Regions from separate parts of the Mus musculus genome. Here region 2 is linked to region 1. Evidence: chromatin loops called from intact Hi-C (ENCODE). Cell type or tissue: gastrocnemius. All regions are shown on one strand. Links, peaks and the distances in the headings refer to the core of each region. The heading gives the core; the rest is flanking DNA.

Region 1 (7,584 bases), core at 1,328-6,327:
ACCCCTTCCCTAGTCTAAGTCTTCCCAGGCCTCACACCCACACTCTTATCCCCCAAGAGACTGGAATCCTCTCAGAAATCTCATTCTGGCAAAAAGAAAGTCTAAGCCTTGGTCAGCCAGAGGTAAACGGGAAGAGATTAGCCACTTGTCACAGCCTCTTACAAGAGAGACGGGGAAGGTCAGTACTGGGCACGAACACACCTGGGCAGGACTGCTTAGATGTGCATATCTCGGGCCCTTATCACTTCAGGACCCCAAGATGGACTTGGGGAGATGGATGACTGGATCCCTTTGTCCCCTTTCCCAGCATGGCCACCATGACTGAATTTCCCTTTACTTTTCTTTACTCCTCAATTTGTCTTTTTAAAATTGGTTTATCCAGGACAGGCAGCTGAACCTGGCTTTGTGGGGGTACGGTCTGTGACAATTTGATAGCAACCCCTCCTCCCAGAGAGCGATGCTAGTGGGTCTTGAAGCAGCGAAGATAACAGTGACATCATCCCAGCATTACCCTGCTTACTTGAGCAGTGTTCCTTGCTTGTTCACCTACCCAAGAGGTCTAAGAAAAGGCAGTCATTGCCCTTCCCTTTGTGCTCCAAACCCCCCATACCCCATTCCTTCCCACCTAGTGCAGTAGGGACCTCCTCCAGAACCCCAGGACCCCCCCCCCCAGCCTGCCCATGCTCGCCTCCCTTTGTCTTCATAGCGCAGGCTGTTATGACCTTTGTGTGTCTGTCTCGCAGTCACTGACTGTGCTTTGCTCTTCTGTGTATCCCTGGTGTCATGACCACATTCAAGGGAGGCAGGCTGCTCTCTCTGCCCTTCCCTCTGCCCTTTAGGTAACCCTTGCCCTAAGGTTAACACAGGAGGAAGCTCTATGAATAAAGCTGGTGAGTTAATGTAAACTATGGCATCACCAGGCACTCAGTAGACCCTCGGTGAATACTCACTAGTATTACTAGGTGATCAGTGACAACAATCAATCAAGTACAAGCTAGCATAATCAGAATTGCAGGGACCCCCACCCCCAATAAACACATGTCTGATGTGAATTCTAGGTTGTGGCCCAGAAGCAGTTCAGGACAATAGAGAGAAGGCAGTCCCTGTCTGAAGGTCCTTTCTGACTGCAAGCATGTGGTGCCTGGACACGTTAGAACATCAGTTCTCAACCTTGCCAATGCTGTGACCCTTTAATACAGTTCCTCATGTGGTAGTGATCCCAACCATAAAATGATTTTGGTTGATACTTCATAACTGCAGTTATGTTACTACTAACTGTTGCAGTTTGCTACAGTTATAAGTCGTGATGTAGATAGGCAATGGAAAAATGCAGGATATCAGATATGCGGTCCCCCAAAGGGGTTGCGACCCACAGTTTGAGAATCGCTGCATTAGAGCATAGCATTGTTCTAGAATAGTAGTTTTCTCCCTCCCAGTCTCTCTGAGTACACTGCCAACTGGTTACTTTTTCCAGCATTCCAATAGCAGCCTCAGATTCTGGTCTGATGGTTTCCCAAAGAATAAAGCAGGTAAGAGTGAGTGGTCCTCCTGGTGACCCTTAACCCTCTTCAGCTACAGCCCTTGAGAACTTAGCTATACTGCTTCTGAAAGGGCTGTCTGTCCACGGAGGAACCTGGCTGAGTGTAGGGTGGGGTGTGGCCTTCAACACAAGAAGGTTCAAAAACCTACTCCTGCAATTTTCTTCCCTCTAGTCACTGGCTGAATAGGGAGTTCCCAGTTGCCCCTTCCCTGAGCTGTGGTGGGAAGTGCAGGGTATACAGTAGGCCACTATAAATACCCTTGGCAAGTGAGGGAAGGGTAGCAAGCTTCCCTTTCCTGCAAAGCAAGGCAGATCCTGGAAGCAAACACAAGCTAGTTCTGGACAGAAGACCATACAAGAGACACTGGGAGTATCCTGGCCTCTGAGAAATCCCAGAATGCTGACAGAGGCCTGAGGCTGACTGACCTTCCGGAGTCTGCTGTGGTATTGCTAATTGGGGCCTGCAGGTCACCAGTTTCCCACTCTTGGAGGGGTTAGGGCCTCCTCTACCCCATTGCTTCTTCCTCTGACCCTGGATGCTGCCTACTGTGCTATAGGGTTAGGAACTTGGTGAAAGGCTGAAAGGAGCTCAGGGCTCAGTGGGTATCAGGGGAGGAGCCTCAGTCAAATCCCAGCTTTGCAGTAGCAAACCAGGGGACTTCCAGCAGGGGCAAAGGTGTTAGAGACCTACATCACCCTGCCCCACTAGATCAGTTGGGAGAAATAACACTGTCGAGGACTCCCTGTGCCTTCTCCTCTCTTTCTGCTCTCCACCAAAGAGTTCAAGAATTCCATGCCCCTCCCCACTACTCTACGGAATCCATTAAGTTGATTTTATCTGTAAAATGAATGAGCTCCTATCTCCTCAGTTAGGGTGAGCTTTGGTGAGGCCATGTGTGTCTGAGCACCTGGCAGAGTTAGAGCCTTCCCATCTGACCAAACAATCGGTTTTGTCCAGCCACCCCACACTTGCAGGGTGTGTTTAGCATACCCTGGGGCTCTGGGGCTGGGAGAGAAGATTCACAGCATTTCCCAGATCTTTGCTCCCTCCAGACGCTAACCCAGCTCTAGGACAGAACCCGAGGGCAGGTGACGCTAAGGAGTCGAGGGGCCTCACCATGCACTTGCGGTCGTCTATGCCTGTCAGATCTTCCTCAAACTCCTTCCCAACTTGGAAGTCCATGATATAGTTCCGAAAAGTGCTCAGCGTGCGGATGATCATGTGGTCGCCATCCTGCACGATCTCTTTGTCTGGCTTCAGCAAGTTGGCGATTTTGCGTAAGGCCACGTTGACGTCTACAAGGGGTGCGAGAGAGCAGCGGCAGAGTTGTCAAGAAAACTCAGATAAGAAAGGATTCCCTAGGTAGCGGGGTTCCTAGGTAGTGGAACAAGGTTGGGATTCCAGCTCACTCTGCGTGGCCTCTGAGGGCCGTCTGTGCCTTGCCTTTCCATTTTTATTCTTTTGAAAACAAAGTTTTGTTGCCCCCCCCCCCGCCCCCGACCTTTAAAAACAAACTAGCAAAGCTTGCCCTGCCCTAGTGATTGAACTATCTACCTCCGGGGAGAGCTATCGGACACTTGCCACCAATTAACCCTAACATCTCGGGCCCTCTGGTTGGCAGCCGGCGGCCGCGCTCTGGGATGGGGTACTGGGGTCTGCGGGGAGCCGGGGGTTGCAAACCGCGGGCCGCGCTTACCGAGCGCGCGCAGGTACTCCTCGAAATTCTCATTGCTCAGCATCTTCCAGTACCCGTTGAAGTCCACAGGCATTTTTGGGACAGACTGGGGATCGCCTGACACCAAGAAGGCGGGAGCGGCTGTGGGTTCGGCCCGGACGGTTGCTGCCAATGCACTCCGGGTGATGGACGGCCCGGAAATGGGCGCCCTCGGGGGACACGGGGCTCCGCGGGGCGGCGACAGCTGGATTCCAAGAGTGCACAAAGCCCGCAGGAGGGTCCATTGTAGCGATCCCTCCTCCCAGGGTGAGAGGGCGGAGCGGGGATCGGGGCGGGGCGGGGCAGGGGGCGGGAGGGGCGGGGGCGAAGATGGTGCAGAGCCAGGTTTGTCCCTGCTGTTGGCCACTTTCAGTTCAGACCTTCCATTTGCTCTTTTCACCCAACCCCTCCTAGCCTAGAAAGAGGAGGTGTGGAAGGGGAAAGGTTGCTTTTGGTCCTAGTTTTTGTGTACCCCCTCCTTACTTCCCTTGAGAGTTCTTCAAACGCCTGGAATTCTCACCGGTACCCCCCTGGGAGTTCTTCAAACGCCTCTTGAGTGTTGAAAACGCGTCTCCTTCAGGTTTGCTAGCGTCATCAAGGAAGAGGCCATTTACAGGCCTTTGTCTAAAGCTCAGCATCCGTGGCCTGGCCAGTTCCTAGGAAGCTGATGTTTTAACTCTAGGGATGAAGAGCAGAGCAACTACCCACAGCTCTCCCAGGAAATGATGCGAAGTTGGTGGTATTAAATATGCACTGGACAAGAAAGCGCTCCAGGTGAACCCATGCACGGTGGTGGTCAGAGACCCAAGGCTTTTTGCGCGTGTGGACTGACACTATTCTGCGGGATCGTGTGGTTCTGTCTTCTTCCAGGAAAGGAAAGCACAGACCTTTTCTGGAATTTACAGTTTGTGGTTTTTTTTTTTTTTCAGTTAATATATTCTGGGCCCTTTCCATACCTGTGCACGGAAAGACTCCCCAGTATTTCTGTAAGCTTCTATTACTAGCTTCAGCTCCTATTTACCTGGGTCGGGGAGGGGGTGGGGGAGGGGGTGGGCGTGTTCCGTGGCTTCTGATCCTTGTTGCCATTGGCAACAGTAGCAGTGAAGACCTTTATCCCTTCTCACCTGCTACCTGTGTGTTACAAAGAGATGACATTCAGTGTCTGACCTTTTGACCTACTAAAGACTAAATATTTCTTTAAATTCCCCCCCTCCCCCCAACAGATCAGAGCCTAGGAGCCTGTGGAATGAGATCTGGTATGCTTTCTTCTCAGTGCAGAACCATGCCTCCCCCAGCTAAATGACTAAAGGGCACACCATCAGGGTAGGCAAGTGTCCTCTGGGAGAAAGGTTGGAATTTTAGCCCTCCTTACTCTCTCAGGGACTCTCTTGCTGAACACCAGGGACTCTCATCCTCAGCCTTATCGAAATGAATCTTAGAAGATTTTCAGTAGCACTGCTGGTCCTGGTCCCCTAAAGTTCTGCAAAGATATCTCCAGATATTTTTAAGTTCTGGGGTTAGAAAACACACACACACACACACACACACACACACACACACACACACACCCACCCTGGTTGAGGGCCACAGTTGGATTCCCATCACAGCCTTGGTCTGTCCTTTGTCTGCTCTGGCATGCTCAGGGCATCCGATTGTTATCTAGATCCTGGCCCTGTGTCCCCTCCCCAGTTAGTACAGAACTCAGGTTGGGCAGTCAAGACTGCCTGTCCCAGGCCTGTGTAAGGTAAAGGTGTGGGAAGCCACTTCTTCAGGCACTTTGGCCCAAATCATCTAGTGTAAGACATTGTGTGAGGGGCAGCCAAGGCACACAGCTTCGTTGTCATCCTGATTCACTGGAATGGAGGTTTGGGTCTCTGGAGGCTTGAAAGCTAAGCAAACGTTTCTTCCACCATCCACTCCCCAACAAGTCCAAAGTCCTTCATCCTCTCCAGCCACTTCCCTTTGTGCCCTGAGATGAACCTCCTGAGATGGTTTATGCCAAAGTCTCATGTAGTGCTTGACACACAGTAGGGACAGTAAGCCCTGGTCTGTTGCTGAGCTGAGAGTGGATCCTTATGTTCTGGACAGAGGTTGCTCCAGGTCTCTGCTATTCATCAGGGAGGACACAGCTCTAGCCACTCCTTCTTCCCCTGACCACTTTGGCCATCTCCTGGTCTCTCGACCTTTACTCTGAGCTGGTTTGCTGAGCACACAGCACACTAGTCAGTTAGTTTACCGTCTCTGCCTGTCTCTTTGTCTAGTGCCCTAAATAGATCCAAGAGCTCCCGCTCTTCTAGATCTCCTAGGAGGCTTTCTGTGGTAGTCGGGGTATCACCTGTGGATGGTGACCCCTTTGTGGGGAAGGGGGCGGTGGTGTATGTGTCAAATGACCCTTTCATAGGGGTGGCCTAAGACCATTGGAAAACACAGATATTTACATTACAATTCACAACAGTAACAAACTTACAGTTATAAAGTAGCAACGAAATGTGATTGTGTGTGGGGGTGGGGTGGGGGGTGGGTTCACCACAACATGAGGAACTGTATTAAAGGGTCGCGGCATTAAGAAGGTTGAGAACCAGTGAGTTAGGCTTTCTCTTGTTGTGATAAAACAAAGGCAACTTATAGAAGGGTTTACTATTGGCTTAGAATGATATGAGTCTGTTGCTGTCGTGTGGGGAGCATGACAGCCTACAGGCAGGAATGGCTCTGGGGCAGTCTTCAATGGGGTATCTATACCACACAGCCCTCCTCCTAAGACTCTGAAGACGGGACAGAAAGACTGTAAGAGCCAGAGGCAGAGGATAACTACACATGTCTCTATCAGGAAGTCAGAGCAGTGGGCACTGAGGATAAAGGTGAAGAGAGGACTTTGAAATGTGAAAGCCTGCCTCCCACACACTCTGCCCATTCATCCTCCAATGATTCAGTACCTCCTGGGGGCGATACCAACCTGGGAACCAGGAAGGTAAACATCTGCAACTACAAGGGTCATAGCTGCTGACTGTTCTTGTTGCAGCATCAGATTGCCTGTGTGGGCTTTAGGGCAGACCCCCTGTTTTGAGTTACTGCAGTGCAAAGCACTCCATGGATGCTGTGGGCACTACGTTGGCTCTCTGTCTGCTGATGCTCCTTCTGCTCACTGGATTCTGTAAGAGCTGGTTTCAAGTGCTCTTCTGTGTGACTCAGGGGTTACCTGTGATGTGTAATCACAGAGAAACAACGGGGGAGAGAACATCAGAGATGGGAGGCCTCTGGGGGGTGCTGGGGATCAAGGAGAGCTCCTTAAAGAAGGTGACTCTTGCTAGAGCTTCAGGTCAGGCAGAATCAAGGGAGTGTCAAGGGGGTCCAGGGGAGGGTGAGCATGGAGTGGGAAGGAAAGAAGAGAGGAGGGGGGAGTTAGGGGACAGTCAGCAAGCAGAGGGAATAAAGGGGCAGGCTTGTTTATGGCAGCCTGCAATAGATACTCCTAACTGGGATTTCTTCATTCCCTGGTCCTAAGAACATGAGTGCCAAGGTCAAGAGCAGCAAGCCAGTGCTTGTGTGTGTACAGTGGGATGCATAGGAGCACGTGGCACTCCTATGTAGTGGTGGCTAGGGAGGAGAGAGAAGCACTGGGGACTTGTGACGGGGCTCAGTTATCCAAACCACAGCAGGGACACATTTGCAGGTCTCAAGGTTAGCTCCCCAGCGCCTTTGAGAGGGCCATTATTCTGCCTGTACCTCTTGGAACAAGAAGAATCTCTGGTGGGTGTGGTGGCTTAGTCCTATAGCCAGAATAGTCAAGAGGCCGAGATGGGAAGATTCCCACCAGTTCAAGACCAGCCTAAGCTATGGTATGAGTGGGAAAAGGAAGAAGAAAAAGAGGAGGAGGAGGAGGAAGGAGGAGAAGAAGGAAGAAGGAAGAAGGAAGAAGAAGGAAGAAGAAAGAAACAAACAAAGAACTTAAACACCCGTTCCAGTGATAAAAAGATAAGCAAACCTGTCACGTGGTCACCTTTTTAAGCTAATAAAGGACATGGGAGTGGGTTTTTAAGGCTGCTTGGAAGGCACAGTAAGAGCAGGCAGTGATCCCTGGGAGAACAAGAGAGATGGAGAAAGATGAGAGGCAACAAGACTGAAGTCCCTGTGCAAAATTAAGGGCTTTTCAGATGCCAAGTGTCTTAATTACACACAGCTGTAGAATTCTGGGTAAGATGAGACTGCTGGGTCTTTGTTTTCATAGGTTACAGAGGCAGGATGTTTGAAGAGAGGATTTTTTTTTTTTTAAAACTTGTTCCAGTCACATAGGTGGAACATGAGGAGTGAGTAGAGTCTGAATTTGTGTCT
Region 2 (7,584 bases), core at 1,624-6,623, 120 kb before region 1:
AAACAGAGAGAGAGAAAAAAAAAAGAGGAATTCTTCAGATTAGGGCCAAGGAGTTCTTAGATTTGATACTAAAAGCACAGCCCATTAAAGAAAATATTAAGTTGAGCCTCCTCTGGTTAATAGCCTGTCAAGGACGGTGTTATTAAGATAGAGGCATGAGCCTCAACAAGACCTGAGCGAGGTCAACACCGAGAGACCTGCTAAAGAAGCAGGGGAATGTCATGGAGCCTCAATCCTAGAAGAAGAACTACACTCAACTAAGGAATGCCAGAGGGACAACTTGTTATCCATATCAATATATCCAAAATCAAATGGTCAGCTCTGAAATCATACAACCATACACATACAAGTAACATATAAGCACAAACAGCGCAGGTTGTGTTTATATACTTAGTCACACACACATACACACACACACACACACACACACACACACACACACACACACATAACAACAAAGAAATAGAGGCCATAAATTTGAAAGAGAGTGTGAGAGTGCATGGGGAAGGAAGAGGGGCAGAAAGGGAAGGGGGAAATGATGTCATTATATTTTAATTTCAAAATAAAAATATTTTAAAAGCATAAGCTTTAGGTTATATTTGCATATCCCCGAAAGAACTAGTAGCTAGAATGTATTCAGGATGCTTCAAATTCAGCAGTGATGCAAACAATCTGGTTATAAAACGGGCAAAAGACATAAAGAGATAAACCATCAAAGAGAATATGCAGAAATGCAAATAAGCCTAGGAAAAGATGTTCAACATTATTAGCGATTGGGGAAAAGTCGCATGCTGATCAGCACAGCTAATGCGCTGGCCAGAATCTGGAGACACAATTATTCATGTGCTGCTGGTAATGATGCAAATTGTGGAAATCAGTTTAACATTTTCTTTTAAAAAAGAAAACAACAACAAAAAAAACCAAACCCTGAGCGTGAAGCTATTCTAAAACTAAGCAGTCCTGCTTCTGGGTCTTTCTCCTAGAAAAATGGAACTATGCGTGAAATCCCATAATTTGTGATTATGACATCTTTGTCCCTAAGAGTGGTAAAAGCCTGGAAATAGCCCAGCTGTCATTCCACAGGTGAGCAGTTCCACAGAGGCATCCACACCACAGAACACGACTCAGCAATTAGAATCTATGACCTATGGATGCCAATGACAACCTGAAACCCCCAGACAGCCGTGCTCAGTGAAAACCATCCTGGAGCGTCACACACTGCCGGGCTTCTTACTTGATATGGCTGAAGTGACAAATTTATATGAACTGTGACCCAGCTAGTTGCCAGGTGTTGAAGAAAGGACAGTTAGATAGAGAAGCTACTGTAAGGGTCCCTGGAAACTGTCTTTAGACTTAGCAGAAAAAACAAAACAATACAGTCTCCAAATATCCTTCAGCTTTAACATCTTGAACCAGCACAGCAATTTAAGAACTAGGAAATGAACATTGCATGATACTATCATGTCCGTTGCTCTGTTCAAACTCCACCAGTGTTTCCACTAAAGTTACAGGTTGATTGGTTGGTTGGTTTTTCTTGCTGTGTGGGGGATTGAACCTAGAACCTCACACAAGCTAGGCAAACACTCTACCATGAGTTATGTCCCTAGTCTTAGCCTTACTTCCTATTGTGAAACAGGATCCCACTGTAACTCGTAACCCTCCTGCCTCAGCCTCCAAAGTAGCTGTGACCAGAGGTCTGCACATCCAGGATCAGGAGATAAACTTTCTCTAAGTTGTGGGATCCTTCAATGTGTTTAGTTAGCACCCCCACCCCCCGCCCTCAGACAGTGTGCTTCATGAATGGCCTTGCCACTTCCACAGAGTGAATATGTGTCACTGAATACTGAAGGCCCCTCATCACAGTCCTAGGTAGTCCAGGTAGTCTTAGGACTGGTCAGAGCTTCTGCATCGATTCCAGCTCCTGAAACTTTTCCTGATCTCCAGGAATAGGAAGGCAGAAAGTCCGAGCTGTTGGTACAGTGAGAGCCACGGAGCCATGCCTAAGCCCTGGACCATTCATTCTTGTCAGTACGGTACAGCTGGACAGAGAGAGCAGGATCCACATGCTTGATATTCAAAAGTTGCTCTGCTAAATTAACTATGTTTTGCAGTTATCTGTATCTTTTTGACATCATGTTTTAAAATTTATGTTTATTTTATGTGTATCGGTGTTTTGCCTGTATGTCGGCGTGAAGGTGTTAGGTCCTGGACTTAGAGACAGTTGTGAGCTATTATGTGTTAGATCCTGGAGTTACAGACAGCTAGCTGTAAACTGCCATGTGGGTGCTAGGAATTGAACCTGAGTCCTTGAGAGTCCTTTACACAAGCAGTCAATGCTCTTCACTCCTGAGCCATCTCACCAGCCCCAGTTATCTGTATTTATTTTAAAGATCTAAAAAGTGAAGTCTTTATGTATTCTTAGGGTTTATGTAGTCTTAGGGTTTCTGTGATGAAACACCATGACCAAAAAGTAAGTTGGGGAGGAAAGAGTTTATTAGGCTTATACTTCCAGATTATAGTCCATCATTAGAGGAAGTCAGGACAGGAACTCAAACAGGGCAAGAACCTGGAGCCAGGAGTTGATGCAGAGCCCATGGAAGGCTGCTGTTTACTGGCTTGCTTCCCTGGCTTGCTCAGCCTGCTTTCTTATAGAAACCAGGACCACCAGCCCAGGGATAGCTCTACTCACAATGGTCTGTCATCACTAATTGAGAAAATACCTTACTCCATGGAGGCAGTTCCTCAACTGAGGCTCCTTCCTCTCTGATGATTCTAATTTGTGTCAACTTGACACACAAAACCAGCCAGTAAGTACACTGTATAACATCATTAAGAAACCAGTGGGACTTTTTTGTTTGTATGTTTGTTTGCTTTGTTTCTTGGGGGGGGGGGTGAGGCAGGGTTTCTCTGTGTAGCCCTGGACGTCCTGGAACTCACACTGTAGCCCAGGCTGGACTCGAACTCAGAAATCCGCCTGCCTTTGCCTCCCAAGTGCTGGGATTAAAGGTGTGTGCCACCACTGCCCGGCTTGCTTTGTTTTTTTGAGACACAGTCTTATTATGCAGCCCTGAATGGCTTGGGACTCACTAAGTAGACCAGGCTTGCCTTGAACTTGCAGTAAACCTCCTGCCTCTGCCTTCTGAGGACTGAGTTTACCAGCATGCATTACCAGCATGCCCAGTTTTAAAGAAAAGCTTTCACAATCTTGGACTAGGCATCATAGTGTGTGTGTTTGTTCCCCAACAGTGCCAAGCACAGTACCAGAGTCTAGTAGGTGGGTGATGTCCATCAGTTGATTTGACACTGTTAGCCTAGCCAAGTTCACTCTGAATGTAACATAAGGCAGTGTAATAGGAAGGCTAGCAAGATGGGTTCCGGGGCCAGCAGACCTGATTTTGACAAGCTACGTGACCTCAGGCAAGCCTCAGTTTTCTTTATCTGAAATATGGAATGAATAAACACTAAGCTCTCATAGGACTGACAAGGTTAGGTGGGATTTTTCCCCCTTAGTCGGGGTTCTTATAGAACAATGGTTCTCAACTTTTCTGATGCTGGGACCCTTTAATACAGTTCCTCACGCTGTGGTGATGCCCCCAACCATAAAATTATTGTGCTGCTACTTCATAACTGTAATTTTGCTACTCTTATGAGTCATAATGTAAATATCTAATATGCAAGATATCTGATATGCAACCCCTGTGGGTGTTGGGACTCACAGGTTGAGAGCTACTGCTCTAGAAGAACAGTCAATGACGTGAATATGTCTATGCGTGCTCACACACCTACGTGCACATAAATTAAAATAGCAACAACAGAATTGCACCTGAGAGGCTGAGAACCTGGTAGAGGCTAGGTCCTTTAGACTGGGTGCCTCAGAAGTCAGGTAGCCTCACAGCAATGGTTTGCTATTGGAGAGGGTAGTTGCTCATTCTTTGAGAGCCACTGGTCCTTAGTCCAGGATGGAAGCCCAGAAATACTGGTTCCGATATCAGCTGAAGAATCAATGACAGCAACGGGGCAAAATCATCAAGAGGGAAGGCCAAGAGAGCAAAAGTCCAGATAGCATCCTCCCTGCCACGCCCTTCTTATTTGGGTTTTTATTGGTTGGGTCCACAATCTGGGTGGGTCTTCCAATGTCAATTAAGGCAACCAAGCCAGCTCTTCCAAGTGAGGTTTCTTACTCAGGTGATTCTAATCTGTGGCAAGTTGTCATTAAAATCAATAGAAACCGGATTGTGTAAATATTTATGCGTGTATATCAGGATGTGTGCATGTGTCTTCAAAATGTTGGCTAGCATGGCTACAACAAATACCATATCTTGGAAATTTCCCCAAACAAAAAATTCAGCGATAGACATGATAATGTCTCAGAGAAGGGTTACCAGATCTCAGCAGCAGCACTCCAGCATACCCATGGAAATTCTCACCCACTCTTGTTCACACACACACACACACACACACACACACACACACACACACACACAAGCAGGTCATACAAGGATGAGCATATGTAGCACACAAAATTTCACGTAAAGCACGACTGTGTCTGTCGGTTTGTGAGTGTATATATAAATATACACATTTGTAAAGGAGTCCTCTTCAAAATCAAGATGCTAGCACCTTCTCTCCTTGCATAGACACTACCAACCACTAGGCGGCACCTTAATCCTTCTCTTCAGCAACGTCCTTGCTGGTTAACACCGGATAGTCAGCTCTAAAAGTCTTTTAAGTGAATCTTCCTGAACCCACTGCGGGGCGGCGGGGCGGCAGATCATTCCCTCGGCTGATTCCAAAGTATTATGATGTGCTGGGAGATCTGATCATTCTTTCACCCTGTGGAGATTAATTGCCTTGAAATATTCATTGGATTAAATGTATTTAAACACGCACTGTTTAAAGCTCAGTGCTGCAAAATGCCATCCTCAAGATATATATTATGAGCATTAAATAATTAACTTAGTGTGTGAGAGGGAGGCAGAGATGGAGAAAGGGAGAGGGAGGGTAAGGGAGGGAGAGCGAGGTAGAGGGCAAGTAGGAGGGAGAGTCAGCGCATGCTCAGCTAAGGATGAGACCCAGAGCAGATAGTATCAGAGCTCAAGGCTCTCTCCATAAACCAGAAGATTACAACCTTGCCTGCTAATTGAAACTGCAGAAGTCTGTCTTCTCTGGCCATCCTCGTCTGTAACATGAGAAGGAAGGCGTGGCAGAAATCTGATCCTAAGTGACAAGTCTGAGAAAAAAACGGAGTAGTCATTCATGTCTATTGCCTGCTCACCTCCGTGTTGCTTTTCCGAACAGAAGTCCAGACTAACTCAGGCTCTGTGTCTCCCTCCTGTCTTCCTGCGGCCGTGTGTCCTCACAGGAAGAGGCATCAGAGAGCATACATGTGCCTTCACAGACTCTGGCACCGGACTGTCCAGGTCCATGGCCCAGCTGGACCACGTGCCCTGGCTCAGCCTTAGGAGTGTTGCTTAAACTGGACACCTCAGGTTCCTCCATCACCTCTCATGTTTGGGAGGACCTGCCGCACAAACAGGGCCTTCTGGATGCTGTCTGCTGCGTTTCCAGTTCAGCTCAACCACATACATATTGCCTCTCTTAGTTGGTCTAGTGCCTCCTCCTGTTGGCTTCAGAGCCATGCTTTATGGACTTCTAGAAGCTTCTCTGTAGACTGCCCTTTCTCAAATGGAGTTGTGAATTTTCTTTTCCTTAGTACCTTGATTTAACTAAGAAACTAGTCTTTATCATTATATTAAGACACGGATGGCTAATTCTGACCTCCAGGGAGACAGAGGTCTTGTCTGCCTCATCCTAGCCCAAATATAGACAGTGCTCCTCCATAAATATCTGAGGCAAGACTCATTGGACCTTTATGTACCCAAAAGCTTAGTTAGAAGAAATGCATATTGGGAAAGGGGCAAGGGGTGGGATTGGGGGAGCATGGCTAACATGCAATGCTTATTTTTATGAAAATTTAAAAGAACTGAAAATTCTAAAAAGGTGATGTGTCTTGAATGGTATTCAGACATTTTGGCAGACTAGAGCGAGGAGGTGCTGAAGACAGGTGAGGCCTAGCTGTATCCCCTGCCCCCAAGCCTTCAGCTTCAACTTCACTTACATCTAGGGCTGTGGTTTTTTTTAAGTTTTTATTTTTTATTTTTTTTGAACACAGAAAAGTTAATGAATATTAATAAATTGCTAATTAATATTAATCCATGTTAATTGATATTCATAAACCCACAGCTTCCCTGAACGCTAATGTAATACCCATCACAGCCATAGCATGGTGACCAGAATGTCAATGCTACTGTTAATGCTATTAATACTTTTAACTACACGACTGCCCTCATCTGAATTTCAACAGTTCTCCTTAGCATGCTCTTCTGCTACTTCAGCCTCCATGACTCCTCGGCGGCTCCCTCTCTGAGCCAATCTGTCAGTCCTTTCTTGGCTTTGGCACTTTTAAAGACCATCAGTCAATTTCACTGCTGAATAACTGTAAGCTGAAGTTTATTGGATGTTTGTTTACTATTTGATGGAGGTGCTGGGTTGGATGGGAATTCCATAATGGTGTCCCTGAATGGCTTTCATTACTGTGCTAGTTAAATTTGATCGCTTGATTAAGGAGGTTTGTGAAGCTACAACTTTTTCTTTCTTCCTTCTTCCCCTTCTTTCCTTCCTTCCTTCCTTTTAATTATTTTAGGTTTTTGAGAGAAGGCCTCACTATACAGCCCAGACTGGGTTTGAATTCCAAATCTTCCTGCCTCTGCTGCGATTATAAGTGTATTCCATCATGCCTAGCTCCCTGCTTTACCTTTTACAAATCATAACTATCTGGGCAGAGATACCTGAGGCTACCCTGATACTCTGTTTCTCTCCAAATGTGAACAGTTAATTGAATATCTATTGGTATATTTTATATGCGATCTGTGTGATCTATGGTGTCTAGTGGTAATTGAAATAATATTTGTCATCTCATCTGTGTTTACTAACTGACATTCTTCTATTAGAAAGCATTATTCTTTCCTTCCACTTACTTATATTATTTTAAAATGTTTATCAGTAACGAGTTGTGGATCTATGCTTTATTTTATGGGTTATCATATGAGATGTAGTTAATATTCTTATTTCTCAGCTTCTTCCAGTTAAGGTCAATTGCCTTCTAGTTGGATTCTTTCTTTTTCTTCATGTGTTTTCAATCCTGTTTGGGGGTTTCCCATAGGCAATGCCTGCTAACCACATAGGATACTTGGTCATGTCTCTTTTGTAAAGTTGTAGGGAGACGGTCCCAGGAGGTAGGCAGCTATTACTAGCCAGGCTAAGAAACTTGGTCTTGTGAGATCTTCCCACACATTCTAATCTTAATTTACTTCATAATTCATGTAACATCACACATCCTCCTATCTCTTCCCAGACTCTGGAAGGCTGGGAGATTTGGAAACAATGAAACATATTGATAAATAGAGAATTGACAAAAGAACTGGCCTGTACTTTTTATAAAAGGGATGCAATGAAAACATCAAACAAAAGTGGCAGAAGGAGAGCTGGAGAGTTGGTTTAGCAGTTAAGAATGCATTAAGAATG

What was found. Hi-C counts contacts between places; a loop is a spot of excess contacts. Peaks named below come from ENCODE experiments on the same cell type or tissue, not always from the same donor. Only the 100,000 strongest peaks of a DNase experiment are listed, where the experiment ranks them.
Region 2: it touches region 1 in a loop (4-fold over the local background); 28 of 42 quality-filtered maps call a loop at or near these places.

Annotation. Positions count from the first base shown.
Region 1 is chr9:98,420,705-98,428,288 of GRCm38, reverse strand. Rbp1 (retinol binding protein 1, cellular) reads right to left here and starts at 5,328. Exons shown (of 4, transcript NM_011254.5): 1 at 3,238-5,328; 2 at 2,658-2,836. The coding sequence starts at 3,310. In gastrocnemius, for the core only: no CTCF peak of the experiment used is centred there; a DNase peak (open chromatin) is centred at 3,371; H3K4me3 peaks cover 2,382 bases; H3K27ac peaks cover 2,668 bases.
Region 2 is chr9:98,536,032-98,543,615 of GRCm38, reverse strand. No RefSeq gene overlaps it. Among named protein-coding and RNA genes, the nearest start is that of 4930579K19Rik, 24 kb to the left of the region's middle. In gastrocnemius, for the core only: a CTCF peak has its summit at 4,652 (motif pointing right); a DNase peak (open chromatin) is centred at 4,673; H3K4me3 peaks cover 401 bases.